Linked DNA regions of Homo sapiens: all the other regions are linked to region 3. A link is an interaction called in ENCODE POLR2A ChIA-PET data of the cell type or tissue named here. Cell type or tissue: MCF 10A. All regions are shown on one strand. Each heading gives the region's core, and the rest is flanking DNA. Links, peaks and the distances in the headings are about the cores only. Region 1 overlaps CRIM1 (cysteine rich transmembrane BMP regulator 1). Region 2 overlaps CRIM1 (cysteine rich transmembrane BMP regulator 1). Region 3 overlaps CRIM1 (cysteine rich transmembrane BMP regulator 1).

Evidence for each region. Peaks named below come from ENCODE experiments on the same cell type or tissue, not always from the same donor. Only the 100,000 strongest peaks of a DNase experiment are listed, where the experiment ranks them.
Region 1: POLR2A ChIA-PET joins it to region 3 with 37 read pairs; 16 of 35 experiments call an interaction of 5 or more read pairs at or near these places.
Region 2: POLR2A ChIA-PET joins it to region 3 with 36 read pairs; 7 of 35 experiments call an interaction of 5 or more read pairs at or near these places.

What each region holds. Positions count from the first base shown.
Region 1 is chr2:36,359,888-36,364,319 of GRCh38, reverse strand. The region is part of intron 1 of CRIM1 (cysteine rich transmembrane BMP regulator 1); the gene reads right to left. Among named protein-coding and RNA genes, the nearest start is that of CRIM1, 6.3 kb to the right of the region's middle. In MCF 10A, for the core only: no CTCF peak of the experiment used is centred there; DNase peaks (open chromatin) are centred at 1,869 and 2,659.
Region 2 is chr2:36,370,514-36,374,945 of GRCh38, reverse strand. All of the region lies in intron 1 of CRIM1 (cysteine rich transmembrane BMP regulator 1), which reads right to left. LOC124907753 (a long non-coding RNA gene) reads right to left here. Exons shown (of 2, transcript XR_007086281.1): 1 at 1-4,432. Among named protein-coding and RNA genes, the nearest start is that of CRIM1, 17 kb to the right of the region's middle. In MCF 10A, for the core only: no CTCF peak of the experiment used is centred there; DNase peaks (open chromatin) are centred at 1,625, 2,725 and 3,665.
Region 3 is chr2:36,459,162-36,463,593 of GRCh38, reverse strand. All of the region lies in intron 4 of CRIM1 (cysteine rich transmembrane BMP regulator 1), which reads right to left. Among named protein-coding and RNA genes, the nearest start is that of CRIM1, 110 kb to the right of the region's middle. RefSeq lists silencers at 2,114-2,408, 2,534-2,828 and an enhancer at 4,317-4,432. In MCF 10A, for the core only: a CTCF peak has its summit at 3,561 (motif pointing right); DNase peaks (open chromatin) are centred at 2,083 and 3,603.

The DNA.
Region 1 (4,432 bases), core at 345-4,344, 99 kb after region 3:
TTTTAATATGCATACTCTGTGATACATGCTGTATACATAGGTACTAGCTTTGTGCTACTTAAAAGTGTGGTCCTGGCACCTGTGACACTGGCATCAGCCAGAAATTTGTTAGAAATGTAGAATCACAGGCATCACCCCAGACTAACTTAATCAGACTTGCAATTTTAAATACCTAGGTGATTTGTGTGCACACTAAAATTTCAGAAGCACAGTTTTATCTCACTTAACCCCCACAGCGAACCTAGGAGGTACCGACGACTAACAGAAAAACTGGCTTACACAAGTGATGTCACTACTGTAAAGCACAGAGACAAGACCCATAGGCGATGCTCATGAATATTTTCAGGCAGAAGAATGGCAGAAGAACAGGTAGAGCTAGAAAAAGAACAAGAGGAATGGATAATCCTCTGACTTCTGGTTTTGCCTAGTTTATACCAACTGCAGCAGCAGGTTGGAACCATAGCCCCCATGGCGTCGAGCTGTTTCTTTGCTCAAGCCAGGCCAAATCCTGCAGTGGTCATCAGTGTGCACACTCAGGAGCTAGGAGCAAAATTTCCTCCCAGAAGATAATGTGAAGCAAAGTGCACACTGCTGATTATAGCACATCTAGGTTCCCGCCTCCTCCCCAAATTAAGTATTTTTAATTATTTGTTCACAGATAAATGGTTACATTTATAATTCCTACAAATCAATGCAAAATAATATCAGACCTAAAACATTACTCAAAATATACAAACTTTGTAGAAATCATTTAGACAAGGTATAAAAAGATAGTCATGGGGGGGGGGGGCGGCGACGACTGCTGAATTCAGTAACAATTTGCTCCCTTTCTAAGAGCCCAACCTCCTTAACTGCTTACCATCAATGACTGAGGTAGATGGGGATTAAGAGAACAAGAGACTGAGCCCAAGTAAAATTGTTTCACTTATACTGGTTAGTAGCCTTGTTAGTAAGCATGTTCCATGTGCCAGTCATTCTTTTAACTGCTCATTAGGGATGCACTGAGTCCTTATAGCAACCCTATCATTAACCTGACTACACAGATGAGAAAACTGAGACACACAGAAGCAGAGTGCAGATTTGACCCCAGAAACCAAGTTCTTTTTTTTTTTTTTTTTTTGAGACAGGGTCTTGCTTTGTCGCCCAGGCTGGAGTGCAGTGGTGCGATTTCAGCTCACTGCAGCCTCTGCTTCCTGGGTTCAAGCAATTCTCCCACCTCAGCCTCCCTAGTAGCTGGGATTACAGGGGCCTGCCACCAAGCCTGGCTAATTTTTTTGTATTCTTAGTAGAGACAAGGTTTCACCATGTTGGCCAGACTAGTCTTGAACTCCTGACCTCAGGCGATCCATCTGCCTCAGCCCCACAAAGTGCTGGGATTACAGGCATGAGACACCACGGCCGGCCCCAAGTTCTTGAACATTACACTTTTCCACCAACATGTAGGTATTTTCATGTGGGGAATTAACTGGGACTGGAGGAGGGAGGTAAGGAATTGATACCTGTTCACTTTGCAACTAACAAAGGAAAATAGGTTCTTTAAAAACATTTACTTTTTTCATGTGGGCCCAAGATAAAACACGTAAGAGTTTAGTGTTTACCTTGAGGGTATTCTTACATAGAGGTATATTCAACCATTCCTCTGTCTTGACTTAGGAAGTCTTGACTAAACAGAGGTTTTCAAAGATGTGACCAGGCTACTGCCCAGGGCAAGCAGCAGGGTGGGTGAAGCTGAGAGGTGCTGATAAAGGGACACCTCCCAGTTTACTGCCCACGCTTATCCGCCTAGTGAAACAAGCTAGAACAAAGAGAAAATCACTCTCAAAAGGAAACTTGCCGTTTTGAAGCACAGCTACTAAAGCATTAAGAATGCAGCTTCATTCTTAGATGTTGAGAAACACTGAGACCAATTGCACAGGCTCTAAGGAGAATGGGTAGGATCACCTCCCCTGCCAAAAGAAAGGGCTACTACTCACACTTTTAAACCTAGTTCAAATTCAAATTCCCCTTTCTGCTTTGCCACCAGAGCCTCAAGAGATCACTTCAGATGCTTTAATTCCTACAACTAATTTTATCCATATATTTCACTAGCCAATTAATCATACACAGACTTGCAAAATCACTTCTACTTGGCTTGAATTTATATTATTATGTAGACTTTTTGCAAGTCTACATAATAGACTTTTTGCAGTCTTGCTGTCTTTATTTCTTATCTTGATTAAGTGTACAGAGCAAAGAATATGTTGGAGAGGTCCCCGGGCTCCCTAGTTTCCCCCTCACCCCAGCAGAAGGCCTTGTACAGCATAGAAGACCAATGAATGAATGACTGATTTCCATGCAAAGGCAAGTCAGATCTTTGAAAATGCAGCTTTGCAGAATTAGACCTCTGAGAAGGAAAGCTTTCAATGTGTTATTCATGCATGCTTGGCTAGTCTACTGTTTCTCCCTCAAATAATTAAATGAGCTTTACTGGGGTGTCTCCAAAATCCTGATACCAAACGTGCCATACGGAACACAGTGTTACAGGAACCCGCTTCACTAAATGTATTTCCCTTCCACTCATTTTACCACCTCCTACCCTCTTGTATTTACAGGCTAAAGCAACACTATCATCTCTGCTTGCACCATAGCCTGGGAGATGTTAAGCACACCCACATTTTTCAGGAATTTCACAATTAATGTCTGGAATGTGTTTTGGATTATTCTTCAAAGGATGATATACTTGTGCTAAGATGAATTCAATATTTTCCCTTCTCCCATTCGTCATTCTTTAGTCCACCCCCTCATTACCTCCTTAGGGTCATCTGTTTCATCTACAATATATCCCCCAACTTCATAATGCCCATCCCCTGCCTCACCCAGCTGTTCACTCATTCATCCCGGTCATTGCATCTTCAACAAACCACACAAAACAAAGAAACCTGTACCAAGTCACCAAATACCTCCTACAAATGGATGTAATGCCTACACAGATTAAGGACTGTTCAGTTTTCTTCATATATTAATCTGACTGCTTACAACCCTACTGCCAACCTCTTGCTTGGAGATTTTCCTGGTCAGTGTACAATATGTGTGAATGGCAACAAATATCTCCAGACTTGCTATTTTTGCCATTCTGATAATACACAATCCATCTGCCCTTTGCCAAGTGTTTTATGTGACAGGACTCCTCAATAACAGGGAAGATTCTATAAGCCTGGCAATCAAAGTGAAGGTCACTGAGTCCTGTCATTTATTTAAGTGCAGTGAATAGTTGGTCTCTCCATGTTTTGCCAATATTTACTTTTGGGAGGAACTAATTATTTCCTTGTTTACTTCGTTGGTTTCTCTTCCCATTCCCTGTTAACATAATGTTATAGGCCCTCTGCTTGTTCCTCTCTGGGATCTAAGGGCTCCCTGTCTACCTAAGGACTTCTGAGAGGAAAAATGAAACCCATTATTCCAAAACAAAGCCAAGAGCTTAATTTTTCTAACTATAGAAGCTGATATTTTGCCCCCCTCCCGTTACTTAATGAGTGAATTAAAATTCGTGGACTCTTAACTTCAGGCCCTACTACAGAGTGGTGAGAGTAGTTTCCATGCGGCTTGTGCAGAATGAAATGTTTGGGTTCATTATCTGGCCTCCTGCAGCCTGCTTTCTGGAGCAGATCCCGCATACATTTTCTTCCAAGCAGCCATCATCTTCACTGACTGTCTTCCAGGGATAAGCAAAGAAACTTTGCATGGCAAGTTTCAGGAAACAAAATTCTGTTTTTTGCTGTAAGTACCCCACTATGTATACATAGTTCTCTTACACACTGCCCAATGAAAAATGGGTAAAAGGAACAGTTAAAATTCCTGGGGGAAATAAAAGGAGGATTGCGTTCTGAAAGAGGTCGTTTTTAGATAGCAATGGTGAAAAAGATGGAATGCTAAGTTCCAAAATATGAAGCTACTGAGTAAATAGTCACCAAGAAAAAAATTGGTGCTTATCTGATCTAGCTATCACCTGAATCTAATACAACAGAGTCCTCGGAACAGTGACTCAAGTAGTCTCCACCTGGTTCCTCATCACTCTGTCTGTACAAACTGCCAAAGCAAGTCACCATCTGCCCTTTAACTGCCCAGAGAGGCTGGTCATGCTCTCTCACCTTGCCTCACTCCTTATAGAAGCATAAAGCGCTATGACACATGGGAGAAGAAATGGCTCTCAACCCCTTAGCTCAAAACATAATTCTCACTGTCCAATCAAAATCTTCTTTCTAGAAAATCTCACTTCATTAATTTTTCTAAACTCTGCCTTCGATCCTCCAAAGATGTCTTCCATCCAGATTTCTTTCTCAGGGGTTCAGGATCCACACTTGTTTCTCTGGCTTCTAGGTGATTTTCCTGGAGGCAGGCAGCCTGGCCAAGAAAACAGGCCAGTTAGGATGCTGCAAAGAGCAACAGGAGGTCT
Region 2 (4,432 bases), core at 308-4,307, 89 kb after region 3:
CAAATCGTTAGTTAACTTTACAAAGCTTCCATACTCTTAGAGTCAATACAGTTCTGGTGATACTAAGCACATCAAAAAAAAAAACATCAAGAGCCACAGCCCTCATGCCATGAGCCTAGGGATCAGATGCACAGGTAGTGAGTGGTCAGATGCTTAGTAAGAAGAGATGACACAATCACAGCTATCTGTTTGGAGCACGCCCAGGCACTCAGGAAAATAAATTCCATTACGACTACATAGGATTTTCTCTTAAATAGAATTTTTTTTCCTTTCTTGCTTTTTAAGTAGTATGGAAAAGAAAGGGGGAAAGGAAATGAGGAGTAACACTGCAGTCAGTACAACCCAATTGCTTGACAAATCATAATAATGAAGACAAGGTAGCAACATAGGACAATGTATTTGATATAATGTTAGATGGGGATAAAAAACATACACGATGGGTGTGGGGGGAAGGATGTCTACAGAGTAAGACTAGGCAGGGTTATACACAAAAACATGAAGCTAGTTTTTGTGTTTGGAACAAGAGCATTTTAGATAATTGTTTCTTCTATTTCCCAAACTGTCTAGTAAAGTTATCCCTTTACAGTAGCATTCTTTAAAAGATGGCAGTGGGCCCAACATTTGGCTCCAGCACACACAGCTAGTGATGGGGAATACATTGAAGAAATAAAACTACAAAGAGGGAATTTAGATAACACCTTTTTCTGAGTGACCCCTTTAATAAGGGGCTTCGGTCTCCTTTCACGAGGCAAGGCCTCTTCCCTCATGCAACTAAGGTCCAAGAATCTTTGGGCATGAAAACTTCTAAGGAATATCTGCATCAATCCTTTTTGAGTCTACCTTTCTTGACACATAGTATGGGTAGGACATCAGCAACTATAAACCTGGTAGGTGCCTTAGGAACTGCCGAAGAGGAGACACAGGAAAAGACGCCCACGGCTTTATGTAAGCCACTTAGGAGACAGACTACATGTATCTAATCTATGTAAATTAACGAATGATGGCCAGAGGCAGATTTTTTTTTGTTCTGTTGGAATTAACAGAACCTAACAGCTTCAGTTTGAAAAACATACTCCTATTACAGAAGAATGGACATAACAGACTACCAGGACACGCACATGACCCTGTGAGCAATTTTTGCATGGGTGTATGTTGTACACATGGATGCACATGCACACATCACATAATCTCCAACGTGTGCATAGCTGTCCACTGTAATGACATTTTCTCACTGTGACAAAAGACTGACAGAGAATGCCTGCATTTCCACACATACAGGTTCAGGGATACCTTCCCACGGCCATTCTGCTGGTCCACCGGCTCCGCAAATGATGACTTCATTTCTACCTCTCAAAATGCCCCATCGGTTTGCTTTCTCTATCACAAACAAATGTGACCTTTTCTCCCCAAGTGCCATCTTTGGGTACAGCTGTAGGAACGATAGGCCAGTCAAAGGCTGGTTCAAGCAACTGATTTCCCCAAATAGCTCTGAGAGGTTCTTGTCAGGACTCAGGTTAAGCCAGCTGTCTGTATCACTGAAAATGGTACTTGCTGGTTGCACTTCACACCCACTTCTCTGGTTCTCTCCTTCCAGGAAGTCTATTTTTCAGTTACAAGAACTGTTTACTTTGGCTTACAGGCTGATGGGCACTCCCTCCTTCAAGAGTGTTTCCCAATCCTCTGCCTCCATTCATTTACTCTACTAATGTCTGAGGAAAAGTGTGCTATTCCATCAGCAAGAACAGTTCTGGGTCCTTTACCCACACCCTCGATTTAACTGTGGGATCATGAGTTTTGAGAAACACACACACTTCTCATTTTGGCAGCATTTGCCATCAGCTCAAATACTCCTTCTGCTGATAAAGTCTTAGAGAAGGCAACACTGAAAAGAAAACATACCTGCCTAGGAAGTCTGGGAACAGATTTTTAAGCTTTTTTTATATGAAGCCATATAAAAGTTTTAAAAATATTTTTAACGAGTTATAGGAAAATCATCAGTGGACCCTCAAAAAATAACCTTGCTTAAATCTTCACTGTTCATTGCCACTGTTCATTATGGACAACCAGAGCTCTACAGCTATAACTTTACTTAGCCATCAGTTCCAGCTTCTCTCCTTCCCTTTCCTAAAACTTTTGTAACTGGTGATGACCAATAAAAGGATCTGAAGTGGGCTACTGGGAAAGCCACCAACCATACACTAACATTATCAACAATTTCCATCAGGTATGAGATGAGCATCGTAAACTTGGGAAAGCTGAAGGGCCATGCCGCAGCAGAAAATTAAACCTGCCCTAAGAAAATGGGCACATTGACTAAAGTGATAAAATGGCACAGGTACCTGAACTTATATCCAGGAGAATTCTGCATGTGTCTTTGACTCTATATACTTTATCTTGGCCAAAACTCTCTATCTTTAGCAGCTGAAAAGCTTAGCACCAAATGTATCAAGGTTTTAATTTGCTATGTATCCTTAAGTTTCTAATGTCTTATTCCATCTTAATTTGTAAACCTCCTTAAAACCTTTAGAAAAACAAACAAAGAACTTATAACTAGTGCTACAGAAAAAACAATTCCACACTGAATGTGGAATTACTAAATAACAAGTTGGGGCTCCAGCCACTAATCATCAAAAATTCCTGTCTCTGAAGTCATAGGGTTTGGAGTAAATCCAAACGGAATTTTGCTTTCCTAAATGCCTTAAAGTGCATTCCTATGGAATTCCTGCTCGAACCATTGTGAGGCATTTTAATTATTCCCAGTCACACACTTCCACCCTCAGGTTGTTGGCTTAGGATTTCCTTCCCCAAAGAAGCTGTACAGTTAAAAATTCCTTAGGATATCTGGAGATCACCTGAAGCAGTAAACAGGTTGCACCACACTGCACTTGGCACTCACATATTGAACATTCAGTACATGTTTCTTAAACTAAACACCCTCCTGATTAATCAACATAAATGTTTGTTAAGACACAATCCTGGATTAGCTGAGAATTCAGAAGTCTATTTTGCTATCACCAAGTCATGATGATATGGTCATCTGAAGTGTGTTGATAATTTATAACCGATTTATCAGTTATTGTTTACAAGCAGCTGATCACCACAGTATCTCAACCGTTTAGTATATCAGATCCCTGGCAGTCAAGAGAAGGTTACAAGCAACCACCCACGAGGAAAATTCCTATAAGCTGATAAGGGGTTAGTGAATGAAAGATGACACCTTTATGACAAACTGACAAGAAGAAAAGTCCACACAAATAAAAATTATCTTTAAATATTTGCCAAAAAAATACAGCTGAAACTAATTCATCATGGAAACATTACAAAAAATTCTAAGACTGATCGGCATGAGCAAAGTTAACCAGTTTGAGCTTCCTCCTGCAATGCTATGGCTTCTCACTGGGATTCTCTTAACGGGGAGTGCCATTCGTTTCAGTTTCCACAATGCAGACCAAATGGTTCGATGAAAAAGTTTTTGTATAATATCTTGGATGACCTTGAGTCTAGATTTAGTCAACAAATGCTCATTGAGTTCTTCCTGTGTGCCAAGCGCTAGAATAACACACAATCCTGGCACTCAAATAGATCACAATGAGGCAGAGAGACAGAAATGTGAACTCTAACACAGTATGAAAAGTGCTATAACAGGGGAAGGAGAAAGTGCTATTTATGGTCACTGGGGGATGGGGGATGGGGGATGGCATTACTTTTTCCTGGGCAGGGCAGGAAGGCTTCACAAAGGAAAGAGCATAAACTGGCAGGGCTTGAGGGATGCCAACACATATTAAAGGACGTGAAGACAACTATGGGGGCGTCTGAAACCTGACACCACACCCATTTTCCAGTTGCTGGCCTTAGTTGCTGGCCAAGTCTTTGGTTGCACTAGATATTAAGAAGAATGTGTTGACCACATCTCCTAATTTTCTGAGCTCTCAAAGGGTCTTTGTCCAAGATACACTGGAAATAAAGTTGGAAAACCTAAAACTTCAGGAGCAAGATGGTCAGGTCTTTAATTTAGGGGTCTAATTTTCCCTTACCTGTGGGCTTTTAGTAATAACATGCAGACTGCTAAGGTCCTATGGGAAGTTAAATGCTTATTATACTAAGATTAGAAGTAGAGGGGGAATAACTATGCATATGAAATATGTCCCCTCTAAAGAAAAAAAGTTCACTGTTCCTTCTTAACTAGTGGTCATCCTTTATCCCTTCTCTCTCTTTTTAGCTCCTAATACCATCTACTTTTCCATTCTCTCAAGAAATATTATCACTCAAGCATTTCTGACTCAAGGGCATTCACTTACATATTCACACACAATTTTAAAAATATAATAACCTGGATTATTTTCAGTGCCAAACATAGCTGTAATTATGTATTTCTTTTGGACATGCTTTATGTTATTAAAGCATGTAAATACTTTATCTCCCTCAAGTTTTC
Region 3 (4,432 bases), core at 290-4,289:
AGCCGCTAGATTTCTGCCCTGGGACTCCCCTGGGGAGAGATGTATGGGTCAGAGGGTGGAGAAGATGACGGCGGGAGTTCCCAGGTTGACAGGAGTAAAAGGAAGACATCCTAAAAAAAGACATCCTGGCAGGAAGTATGTGGGTATTTACATACGGTAGAGGTCAAGATCAGGAAAGGTAATGTTCCCAGCAGGGAAAACTATCAATACATTCATTAATTGTGCTTTTGTCCCCCCTTCTTATTTAAGTAATTGGTTTGTTCACTTATTGTTCTTTGGATCTTTAATAAATTAAAATATGCTTATAGTCCACAAGTACTTCAATAATGAGGCCCAGAGATTTAATTACATTTATAGTTAACCATGGAACTAGAAAAGAAATTACTTTAGGTTATGATTTGCATCAAGGACTATTAAAGCCACTGGAAAGGTGGCTTTAAACACCCCACTATCACCCCAAGGTAGGCTCCTTGAGGATTCTTCCATGTGGGGTGGCAGTTCTATTGGATTCCTGGGAGAAGAGGGTGTTAGGTCATTCAGGTTTTGCTGCAATTGTATTTCTACCAGTGGTTTCAAGTAAAGGTTTGCCTGTTTTGTGTGAGTAGAGCTTGGAGCTCTCAATTCATACGCTATATTCCTGCAGGACAATCATTTTCTAGCGCTGAGTAAATGTGAGCTGGGCTTTTAGTGCCTGATAAGGTCATCCCATACTTTGTCACGCTTATATCCCTAGCCATTGCAGTGGTAAGCACATAATCATACTGCTGTGATATAACAGTAACATTATATTGTTTACATTTATTGTACTTGGCACTCTGTACAACTTAAAACTCTCTGGAGTTTATAGATAAATGGGGCTAGAATACTGACAGGCCACACCCTGGCCCCAATGTGTAGATGTGATTACAATGAAAGCATCCCGCAAGAATAGCTGATTAACCTTCTCTTACAAATCTTCTATGATTCCACATTCTTGCCTACACACGTGCTCCAGGGAATCATTCTACTCTAAACACCTGAGAGTGTACAGTCAACCAAAAAATACCTCTTCAGATGTTGTCCTTCAACACTTGAACAACCTTTACTGAACACGTGCACTTACGTGCTGGGTTCTCTGCTATGCTGTTAGGAGTCACACCACACTGAACACCATGACTAAGTCTGCCATGAAGTCTTTTTTCCCCTTTTATGTTTGACCTATTTTCCCAACATTTGTTTAAAAAATTTACAATTTAAAAAATACATTTAGGGAGTACAAGTGCAAGTTTCTTATAGACATATATTGCATAGAGGTGAAGTGTGAGCTTTTAGTGTACCTGTCACCCAAAGAGTAAACATTATATGCATTACGTCTTCCTAACATTTAAATATTCCTATTTTTTTTTTAAAGTCCCTTACAAGTTGTCTCCAGCAGGCTACAGAAGAGCTGAAGTTGCACCCAACCACCTATTAACCCACCTAGGAAAGGAAAATGTTTTATGCTGAATCTTTACAACTAAACTGACTGCATAATAAAGATCCTGGTTTTGCTAGCTGGTGTGACCCCAGCTCCTGTCTCCTTGTTTCCTTCCCTGCAAAGCCTTCTGATCTACCTGTTGCCATCTTTTGACTTTTCACAGCTTCCCCTGAACGTGAAATTAGCATCTTAATCAAGAAAGAGCTGATGAAAGAACCACAAAAGGTAAAAATCTGGGCTTAGGTCAGATATCTATTGGGTAGCTATCTATTAGGTTAAAACCTTACTGAAACTGCCAGTTTTGCAGTTCGAAATGGTCAAATAGCAATTCCTTATTTTCAACATAATACAACTCACATGAGTTATCTTTTAACAGGTATGTTTACATTCACTCTGTCAGGTAACAAAAGGGGACCCCATCATGACCCATATTTGCCCAGGAAGTCTGTTATATCTACAAATGATATGAGTCCCATGTAGTTTTAAAAAATTCTTCAGTAAGATTATTCTAGATTCTCTGGTTAACACACACTGCAGGAGGTATTCTTCCCTTTCACCGATGGGAACAGGAGTTACACAGCTTAGTCAAGTGACCTGATTTTAAATAGGGTTTCCTGTTCTCTGTGTTTTCCACTAGAAGAGACTAGATTTTCCTCTACTGAGTCATGAACAGGAAATGCTGAACTACAGAAGAACTGACGCATGCAACCTGTACCGTCCTCACCACATTCTTTCTCTTCATTTTAATTCTTTTTGTCCTCCCTAATCTTTCCCTCCCTTTATCCCCATCTCTGGATAAGGAGCAAGCAAAGGAAAGGAGAACACAAAAGGGGCAGAGCAAACAGCATTTCATGAGAAAAGCTGCAGTGAGCTGATTTCAACACTTACCCCTCATTTCTGAAGCCCTCTCCCCAATTTCCAGTTCTAGTCCAATCTCCCCCTGCCCACGTCTCTGTCTCTCCCAAACCATGCTACACCCATCCTAAGGCTCAGTTCCCAAACTTCTGCAGTCAAAATTTATCTTCCATTACTCCTCATTTTATGTATCACTTTCTCAGCCTAGCATTCAACACTCTGAAGTCCATATAACCCTTTCTCAATTCTGTTTCCCAGTATTTCCCTTCATTTTCCATTGCTACGGTCATGCTCTTTTCTCCAAATAAGTCCGCACTTTGCTGTCTCTGCACTGCCTGCCCTAATGGCCTCTGCACATTCCTCATCCAGCCCTTATGCCCAGTTGTCTTTCTAGGCCAACCTCGGATAACAGCTTCTTCTCTGAACCCCCAAACACCACACTTTTCTTACAGCACCCTCTTTCTCTATTTTGTGGTAACTTGAGGACTCACCTTAACATAAGCTCTTCTAGTACCTATCATGTCTAGTCATATAAATGTTTCTTAAGTGGAAGTGAACTGCAGAGGAACAAGACAGGAATAACAGTAACACAACAAAACAAAAACACAAAAGAAAGTGAGGAGAGCACTGAGATTTCTCTACTGTGAATTCATAAAGGCCACCCCAGGCAGAGCTATTTGCATGACCTTGAGCAGAAGTGCTAAGGTTTTAAAAAATGAAACAAAACAGCTTTATTGAGATATAATTCACTTACGATAAGTATTCACCCTTTTAAAGTACACAATTCAGTGGTTTTATACTCACAAGGTTGTATAACCATCACTAGTACCTAATTTCAGAACATTTTCATCATCTCAAAAAGAAATCCTGTACTCACTAGCAGTCACTCCCTTTCCCCTGATCTCCGGCCCTTAGCAACCACTAATTTATGTTCTGTCTCTATGGACTTGCCAATTCTGGATAGTTCATATAAATGGAATCATACAATATGTGGGCTAAGGGCTTTTTAACTTCAAAGAAGATGCAACCTGTATTTGCAAGTAACCAGAAAAATAAAGCCTCTAATGTAATCCTTAGAGTTAATATAATGATCAATCGAGGTACCACATTAATAAATTTTTGCATAATGTAACCACAGCTGCAGCCAGGTGGGACTTGGTAAAGCTGTCTTTTTTTTTTCTCAAGTAGGTAATGGATTCAAGCTCAGTGGGCACCTGAGTGCCTGAGTACAATGGAACTCAGAAATCATGGAAACCCCTAGAGGGCACTCACCCCCTTAGGAGGTTCTGCTGACTGAAGGGCGGTGAGTACACATTTAAGCTTTCCCTTCATGTCCTTTGCTTCCTGGACTTCACAGACAATCCCAGGCAGGCCAGAAGGTCAGAGTCCGAGCTCCTGGGCATAGCTTGCAAGGTGCTCCTAAGTCTGCCTCTACCTGTTATTAGTTTCCATATTCTACTGGTTCCTGCACACACCCTACACTCCAGCAACAATGATGATCTGATGTCACTCAATCACCTGCCACCACCCCTTATCACTCCAGCCACAGCTCATGTCCACCCAGCCTCAAATCCCTGCCTCTCCCTTGCCCCTGGTGAATTCCCCACAACCTTAAGACCATCTACCCTGTAAGACCTTCTCTGGTCAAAAAACAAACAGGATTAATTTTCCCTCCTCTGACTTGCAACAGTACGTAACGGTAGTAACTCTTGAAGTGCATCGGCCCATCATACTAAATCAAAATCAGACTGTTTCTCCTGTGAATTCCTCTAGTGCAGGGGGCATGTCTTACTTGTCTTATAAATAATAGTAAAAAAATGATAAAGGTACCCAACCAATAATCTGAAATAAACTTTTTCATGGATACTAAGTCAGGGGTTAGACCATGTATTGTTTTATATTTTTTATTTTTATACATTTTAGACTGCAAGCTTCTAGGTACAGTGCTTTTCAAAATTAGTATGTGGAAGGAAAGACTATGGAATGTGTTTAAAATGCAGATGCCAGGGTACCCACTCAAACATTGTTTTTCTGCAGGTTTGGGGAGCGGCTCCAGAATCTGCCCATATAATAGGCTCTCCAGGAGAGTCTGCTGATGGGAATTTGCAATCCACTTTCCAA